Regions from separate parts of the Homo sapiens genome. Here all the other regions are linked to region 2. Evidence: chromatin contacts called from ENCODE Hi-C or POLR2A ChIA-PET data. All regions are on one chromosome and are shown on one strand. Each heading gives the region's core, a stretch centred on a gene start or an enhancer-like site at or near the end of the contact. The rest is flanking DNA. Distances are from core to core; before and after follow the strand shown.

Region 1 (2,700 bases), core at 29-2,528, 230 kb before region 2:
TCATCAGTCTGTGCCCTCTTGGCTTGGGGAGGCCAAGAATGGGGCCTGCCTGTGTGTGGGCCAGGCAGACAGCCTCCTAGAGAGGTGACTTAGAGGCTCTGGAAGGCTCCCTCGGCTCCCTAAACCTGTGGGCAGGTGGAGAGGACCCAGCGCTGAACATCTCCCAGAAGAGATGGGAACAGCTAGTGGCTGAAGGGACATGCATCATATTCTCAGTAGCGCCTTTAGAATTTCTAAAAAAGAAGAGGCTCAAAGGCAGCAATCTGGTTATGTTATGGGTGGAGGGTGTCCAGGTTCTTGGCAGTTTGAACAAAGGATTGGACAAAATGCACAAACAAAGCAAGGAAGGAATGAAGCAACAAAAGCAAAAATTTATTGAAAACGAGAGTACACTCCACAGGGTGCGAACAGACCAAGCATAGGATTTTCTGGGGTTTAAATACCCTCTAGAGGTTTCCCACTGGCGACTTGGTGTACACTCTAAGTAAAAGAAATAGTGGCCCACTATCAGTCTGATTGGTTGCAGAAATTAACCAATCAGAGGCTGAAGTGAAGTTACAAAGTAACTTACACCTTTGTAAGTGTCTGATTGGTTGTGGAAAGCAACCAATCAGAGGCTGAAGTGAAGTTACAAAGTTACACTCCTATGCAAATATCTGGTTGCAGAAATCAACCAATCAGAGATACTTTCAATTTTCCGTCGGCCCCACAGAAAAGGGGGGTGGGGTTTGCAAAGGGAGTAGCCTCCAGTCCTTTTGTTACTTAGGTGTGGAAAGTTGGGGTTTTCCTTTTGATTTAGTTCTAGAAAGTCAGCGTGAATCGGCCTTAGGTTCCCTGCCTCCAGACCCTATTTTTCTGCTTCAGTCAGGAGGGGGTGGTCTGGGGATGTGGGGGGCAACTATGGGTTTGCCTTGAAACTCTATATGCCTTGTAAGGATGAAGCGTTTGCAGCTTAATTAAAACAGAAACATTTCCAGAGATGCCTTTATTCATGTTTATATGAGGATATTATAAGTGCTTATTTTATTTAAGAGGTTGATGAAGATTATAGTGGGGAAAAGCATCCCTTGGTACAGTTCAGGTCCTGGTGACAGGTTTGTTCACGAGCAGTGTTGGTGGTAAGGAAACTCTGATGGGTTTTAGCATTTTAGTGGGCTAATCCAGGAAGGAATGGGCTGCACCGGGATTACGTGGGTTGACCCCAGGGGAAGAGAATGAGAGGAAGTGTCAAGACAAAGGGAGAGAGGTTTGGGAAACTCCCCAGGACTGGGAGGAGCCAGAAGCCTGCAGTTTCCTCAAGGACCTGAGACTCTCACCCACTCTCTGTGTTCAGGGAAGTAGCCTCCCCTGTAGGAGCACTGATGTGGTAGATATAGTTAATAGTGGGGTGCAGGACCAGATTGAATTTCTTTTTTTTTTTTTTTTTAGACAGGGTCTCACTCTATTGCCCAGGCCTGGAGTGCAGTGGCTTGATCTTGGCTCACTGTAACTCCTGCCTCCCAGGTTCAAGTGACTCCCCTGCCTCAGCCTCCTGAGTAGCTGGGATTGCAGGTGTGTGTTACCACACCCAGCTGCTTTTTTTTTTTTTTTTTTGAGACGGAGTCTCACTCTGTCGCCCAGAGTGCAGTGGTGCGATCTTGGCTTACCACAACCTCCACCTCCCAGGTTCAAGTGATTCTCCTGCCTCAGCCTCCCAAGTAGCTGAGACTACGGGCGCACACCACCATGCCTGGCTAATTTTTGTATTTTTAGTTGAAACGGGGTTTCACCATGTTGGCCAGGATGGTCTTGATCTCCTGACCTCGTGGTCCTCCCACCTCGGCCTCCCAAAGTGCTGGGATTACAGGCGTGAGCCACAGCGCCCGGCCTAGGAAATGAATTCTATACAGAATAATCAGAGTGGTTCCTGTGCCCTTTGGCTGCTTGTGCAGTTAAGCACATTTATCATGACTATTATAAATTATTTCCTTTTAATTATAGCCAAGTTAATCATACACAAAATTTTTTATAGCTTTTCTTTTTATGAACCTTATCATGATTTACACAGACAATTTACAACATGCTTGAACTTTTTGTTTTGTCATAAATTTCCCTCTTTCTTAAATAAACAGTCATTTTACTGTAGGACAAAAATTTACCACATAAGATTATTTCTCATACAAAATTATTCTCTTTTCTTCTTAATCTTTGTTACCAAAAATACATCTTTACATCTGTGACTCTCTTTACATCTCTTTCACCTATTTACTAGTTTCTTTTTACCTTCTTTCATAAATAGGCTTTACATAATCTCTGTATTACATACAATTCTTTTTGTCAAAAGAATATAACTTTATGTCTTCCTTATATTTTTTTAAATGTGCATATTTTATACATAGAATTATATAACTAGAATCAATCCCTCCCTCCCTCCCTCCCCTCCCTCCCCTCCCTCCTTTCTTCCTTCCTTCCTTCTTTTTTTTGAGACAGGGTCTTGCTCTGTTGCCCAGGCTGAAGTGCTATGGCATGATCATGGCTCAATGAAGCCTCCAGCTCCTGGGCTCAGGTAATCCTCCTGCCTTAGCCTCCTGAGAAGCTGGGATTACAGGTGCCCGCCACCACACCCAGCTAATTCTTTGTATTTTCAGTAGAGACAGGTTTTCACCATGTTGGCCAGGCTAGTCTCGAACCCCTGACCTCCCACCTTGATCCACCCACTTT
Region 2 (2,700 bases), core at 28-2,527:
ATTACAATAGATATTCTTATACATGCAACTTTGTACATAGCTTTGAGTATAACGTAAAAGAAATGTAAAGGCTTTACCTACATATTGCCAACTACCTTCCAGAAAGATTTTGCTAATTTATAATCTCCCAGTGAAGAATAAACAGGCCTATTATTCCCACACCTCTGCCAACTCTGTATATTATGATTTTTTACCATTATCAACTTGCAAGGCCAAGTCACTCGCATTTTTATTTATTACAATTTCCTTCATTAATGGTGAGGTTGAAAATTTCTTCAGGTGTTTAAAGCCCTTTGTTTTCTGGAACTGTGTATTCACATTCTATCACATTTTTTCTATTTCTTCTATAGATGTGCTTGACTTTTCCTTTTTCATTTGTGATAAGTATTTTTATAATAAGATATAAACTCATTGCATGTCATAGATACTAAAAATATTTTTCCAATTTTTTCTTTGTATTTAATTCTGCTTACAATATTTAAAACATTTATGCATCAAATCTATCACTTTTTTATTCGTTGGCTAATTTCTAGATGGGTTTATTTTCTCTAAAGAAAAAATACCCAAGAATAATCAATGTAGAAAGTCCTCTGCTATAGAATTAATTCAAGATCAGTTAATTTAGCTGTTGTAGATATAGATGTAATCCTACTTCAATTTTAAAGGTAATTTAACCCAAAAGATAGCCCTTACTTTTTCCTTTCTGTAGGTAAAGTCATGTTTCCCTAATTGAATTTTTGGTAAATTATTTTCTTATATGCACTTTTATAGTTTATTACCTTCTGTTATCTTTGCCTTTTCCCTCAAAGAAAAGTTAAAAACTTACCTCCTCGACCTTTGATCAAATTTAATTACTAAGAATTTAAAGAGGGAAACAATACTTGGTAAAATAAATAAAAATGTATTATAAAAGTCTTTTACAAGCTGCAGGAAATCTGTTATCAAAGGGAACAATCCCCTTGAACTTCATCCTACAAACTGTTCAAAGCACACACCCGATTGTAACACCCATACATTTCCTGTTCTCACCCATGGGCTATTTAAACACACACCTGGGTGTCAGTGAAAAGGAAAACCATATTCTTGTCTTCTACACCAGCCATTTTGTACAACTTCCTCAGGTCTTCATGAAAACTATCATAATTATATCCCCGGCTGAGTTCAATCTGCAAACATTTGTAACCGCATATATGAGCTGCAAGTCTCGTGAGTGACTGCTTTCCTGTGCCTCCTACTCCAACAAGCAGGGCATTGCCTCTTTCTTGACGTATCATCCGAGCAATCCTGCAAACATCAGAGCAGAGGGTTTATTTCAAGTTCACAGACATGGCTCCTGCTCAGAGAGCCTGCCCCAGAGCCAAAGGCTGGTGGCCAGTGGAGCCTCCTCCCTGGGCAGGATGCTGCAAGGGAAGAGCAGGCTGCATCTGAGGCCAGGGTTTGGTGAACAGCACTGCTGGGCTTTTCTCTTTTTCATTCTTTCCCCCATTCCTAACAGGCTGTTGGGTCTCGGCCCTAGTCGTACAAATTTAGAATAAAGTAAAATCTCTTTTTCCTGAAGTCTGAAGGACTTTGTTGGAGACCCTAGCCGATCTAGGCCACAACTTATATTGTCAATTGCTAAGCCCAGGTTTCCATTTATAAGAATGAGCAAGCAGAAAAATCACTGAACCTAGAAAAAGACACCACAGTGCAGAAGGAGAGACCAACAGAACACTTTGAAATGGATTTACTGCAGGATACCAACAAAATTTTAGAAAGTTTCTGATTCATGTTAACAGGAATTTTTTTTTTTTTTTTGAGATAGAGTCTTGCTCTGTTGCCCAGGCTGGAATGCAGTGGTGTGATCTCGGCTCGCTGCAACCTCCGCCTCCTGGGTTCACGCCTGCCTCAGCCTCCAGAGTAGCTGGGACTACAGGTGGCTGCCACCATGCCCGGCTAATTTTTTGTATTTTTAGTAGAGACGGGGTTTCACCGTCTTAGCCAGGATGGTCTCGATCTCCTGATCTCATGATTCGCCTGCCTTGGCCTCCCAAAGTACTGGGATTACAGGCATGAGCCACCACGCCCGGCCAACAGGAATTTTGAAAAGCCCTACAATGATGATACTAGAGAGAGAGCACTCAAAAAGGAGGGAAACCCCCCCAAATTTAGGAAAAGTTGGGTAGAGATGGAAAATCCACTAAACTGAAAACCTGAGTGGAAGGTGATAAGTCTCACAAATAGAGTACCGTGGAGAGTTGAACAGGAAAAGTAGAGGCCAAACTCCAGGAATATACCCAGAACTCAGAAAAAAGATAGCAATCTTAAAATAATGGGAGAGAAAATGGAAGATAAGGAGGGCAAATCTCGGAGAAACAAATGGCATCCCAGAGGCCACATCATAGAAATTACAGGAATGAGAAGAAGGAATAGAACTGAGGCAATGGTGACTGACATAATAGAAGAAACCACTGGGACTGAACCCACGGACCCAAAGATCAAGAAAGAAAACTAGAGGAGAGACAAAACACTAAATGTTTCCTAGGAGATCTATAAGTAATTTACATGCAGAAGTTTTATAGTAGAAATCTATGTTTTAAACACAATTGAAAAGTTTATGATTATCTAATGCAGAAGTAATAGATTATCCCCAAAGGAAAAAATAATTTTAGGCTGGCTTCAGGCATCTACTCGACAAGATGACATTTTACAAGACAATGG
Region 3 (2,700 bases), core at 14-2,513, 190 kb before region 2:
TGCTTTTCCCCCTCACAACCGAAAGAGAAAGTTTTTGCCAGCAGGTGGCAGCGCTGGTGCCTGAAAACGCCAAAAAGCATCGTCCTGGGTTGGCCCGGAGACTAACGATTGCCGCCGGGCTGACACGGGGCAGTCATCTGAAGACAGGAGACAGTCAATTCCAGAAAGCAAATCCCCACTCAAACTTAGAAAAAAGCGATTTTACAAAAACATCTGAACTCTAAATGTTGGTGGAGTTAAATCTCGAAAGACTTGGCTCTTCAAAGCCAGGGGTTCTTTACGGGAAAGTTGGAAATGGGCTTCAGAAAACCTCTCCCCGCATTGTATGCAAATCTGCCCCCCCCCTTTTCTTTTTCCCTGGGAGATCGTCCAGTTATCAGATTCTCAAAATGGACAGCGACTTAAAGCAATTAAAGACCACTGCGACAAATGCTCCTGCGAACACCACTCCGAAGTTAATGGCGCAGACGTCTGGACTTTAAAAGGTGGTGGTAAAGTGCGCTCAGGCATGGGTAGGAGGTGCGGCAGGCGGGGCACAGCTACTTGCTTTCATAATTTTTTTTTCTTCCTGATGGACCAATGCTGTGAAAAATCCTCAGTGGGGTTTTGGAGCCGAAAGGGAGCGACTGCAGTTTGCAGGCTTGCTATGTGTGCCAATCAAGGTGTTTCTCATAAATTTCCTCTTTTAATCCTTGCGGCAATCCTCTGAGTTCGGTGTTAACATCCTTAATATTATTCCTAAAAATCCATTAAGAGGGCTCTTAATGGAGTGCCAGCTTTTGTGGTCCTGGATTTTCAGTGGATGCACACACTGACCATTCCCCTCTCTCTTTTACATTCAAAACTTCCGTGAGATTTCCTTTGTTTAAATGAACTTTCCTTTATAGATAGCCTTTCATTTGTTTATTTTGTCTGCCTCTTTCAATCAAGAGGCACCCTCCCCTCACAATCGGCAGCATAAGCACAGACGTAAACGCAGGAACCAATGCGATTTTAGGTTGAATTTAGGACAGCGCTGGAACTTCACTTTACCCCTCTTGCGGTCACACGAGGTGGGCGGCGGCCCCGGCAGGGTTTGGGCGGGAGAAACGCGGTTCGGGACTCCGCTGCCGCCTAGGCGCGGGGCTGACCTGCGGGGGTGGGGTGGGGGGAGGGAGGTCGAGGCCCGGCCCCACGTGGCCGCTGCTGCCGGGCTCACCCCAGCCCCGCCCGGAGGCGCCCCGCGGCCCCGGCTAGCCAGGGCGGGCGGCCACCTCTGCCCTACTCCTTCCCTCCGCGTTCCGGGCCTCGGAGCCGCCTTGAGGAGGATGAGTCCCTGGAGCTGGTTCCTGCTGCAGACCCTCTGCCTCCTGCCCACGGGCGCAGCTTCGCGGCGCGGGGCGCCCGGCACCGCCAACTGCGAGCTCAAGCCCCAAGTAAGGCGCGCGTCGGGTGCTGGAGAGCCGGCCTCTCTGCACCTCCTTGGGATGGTTTCCCTCCGAACCCCGCGAAGCAGCGCTTTCGGACCCCGAGCCGACTTCCGCGGCTGGGCTTTCACCTAGCACCGCGGCGCTCCTTGCTCGCTCTCCTCTCCGTGCCCTCGGGTTCCCCTTTCCCGCGGGGGCGCAGCCCGCAGGCTCCAAGCGACTCAGTGCCCTGGCCTTTGCCCTCCGCCAGCCCAAGGGCGTCCGAGAGAGCCTCTGGGGTCTCGCCAGCCATTTTCGCGAGCTTTCGGGGGACGGATCCGCCAGGGAGTACCGGACCAGGAACTTGGGCACATTTATTTGAAGTTTCTTCTTCCCTCTCTTCCTTAAGAGTTTAATTTCACCTGCTCTTATCAAAATATTAACAGCGCCCTGAAGCTGCTTGGCTTAACCTTCATATGTTCAGTGCCTGAGTTAGAAGGGACTTTAGGGAGTTGAAGCCATTTCCCTTGTTTTTACCGATCTGGGAAACTGACACTCAGCGGGGGACCTGTGTGCTCCAGGTCACAGAGTGCGTTCGCGGAGTGACCACTGTCCGAGCCTTGCGTGTCCAGCCGGGCGCTTTAGATGTTCGCATCAACGTTTTGTGGGTGAGGGAAACCCAGGCAAGGGAGGCTCAGTGACCTGCCCGAGTCAACACAGCTCTATAGCGGACAGGTCTTGCGTCTCCGAGGCTGGACCTCTTTCGAGATGAATATTTCCTTCTCTGATCAGTTTTCCTACACTCAGAATTTTCTGTGGTTCTCGAGTCCCTCTCTTCTGAGTGCGGCATAGGTTGAATTTCGCGCATTTGTTCCGGTGGGTTTGATATCTGTGCGTCCCTGGCTCTGGAGAGGGCCATGCCAGGCTTATCCTTCTGGTGCGCCCGCGACGCGGGGGTGGGGGGGGTTGGGGGTGGGTTGAGGGAGTGGGGGCTGGAATTTAGAGGCCCACCTTTGATGACACCTGCGCAGCTCCCCGGTCTGCCTCCACCCCTGGCCATTCGCAATTTTATTCCTCATCCCAACTGCAGCAAAGCAGAGGACGGCCAAATAGAGCCGATCCTGGAGCTCCGGGCTGGGAAGACGCACGGTGTTCGCCTCTGTAAGGCGTCGCGGGGCTGCGGACGGCCCTCTACCAAGGCAGGAGGCGCGGCAGCTGGAGAGGGGAGTCTGCACCAGGCATGGTTTCAAACTCTGTTGCGGTGTGGCCGCTTCATGCTTGTTAGACAAGGCAGGAGTCCATCTCCTCACAAGAA

Evidence for each region. Hi-C counts contacts between places; a loop is a spot of excess contacts on that map. ChIA-PET counts read pairs that join two places held with the same protein, here RNA polymerase II (POLR2A). Pooled maps may share reads with other maps.
Region 1: a map of naive thymus-derived CD4-positive, alpha-beta T cell shows a loop between it and region 2 (5-fold over the local background). The contact joins two enhancer-like sites. A Hi-C loop is called at or near these places in 1 of 168 maps with a recorded cell type or tissue (naive thymus-derived CD4-positive, alpha-beta T cell) and 10 of 50 pooled maps. POLR2A ChIA-PET finds 5 or more read pairs at or near these places in 1 of 52 experiments (Panc1).
Region 3: a loop to region 2 is called in a pooled map, with 4 times the contacts of the local background. The contact joins the promoter of TRABD2A here to the enhancer-like site in region 2. A Hi-C loop is called at or near these places in 5 of 50 pooled maps. POLR2A ChIA-PET finds 5 or more read pairs at or near these places in 3 of 52 experiments (CD4-positive, alpha-beta T cell, H1 and naive thymus-derived CD4-positive, alpha-beta T cell).

The regions. Positions count from the first base shown.
Region 1 is chr2:84,922,854-84,925,553 of GRCh38, reverse strand. No RefSeq gene overlaps it. Among named protein-coding and RNA genes, the nearest start is that of TMSB10, 19 kb to the right of the region's middle. RefSeq lists an enhancer at 426-475. Within about 2 kb of position 1,278, at least 19 of the 41 ENCODE cell types and tissues checked have a DNase peak (open chromatin) inside an H3K27ac peak, as active enhancers do.
Region 2 is chr2:84,692,833-84,695,532 of GRCh38, reverse strand. DNAH6 (dynein axonemal heavy chain 6) reads right to left here. Exons shown (of 77, transcript NM_001370.2): 46 at 1,053-1,284. Among named protein-coding and RNA genes, the nearest start is that of DNAH6, 180 kb to the right of the region's middle. Within about 2 kb of position 1,277, at least 4 of the 41 ENCODE cell types and tissues checked have a DNase peak (open chromatin) inside an H3K27ac peak, as active enhancers do; they include CD4-positive, alpha-beta T cell, where a contact is called at or near this core.
Region 3 is chr2:84,879,647-84,882,346 of GRCh38, reverse strand. It overlaps TRABD2A (TraB domain containing 2A), which reads left to right and starts at 1,263. Exons shown (of 7, transcript NM_001277053.2): 1 at 1,263-1,415. The coding sequence starts at 1,308. RefSeq lists a silencer at 1,159-1,288 and enhancers at 1,018-1,518, 1,519-2,021.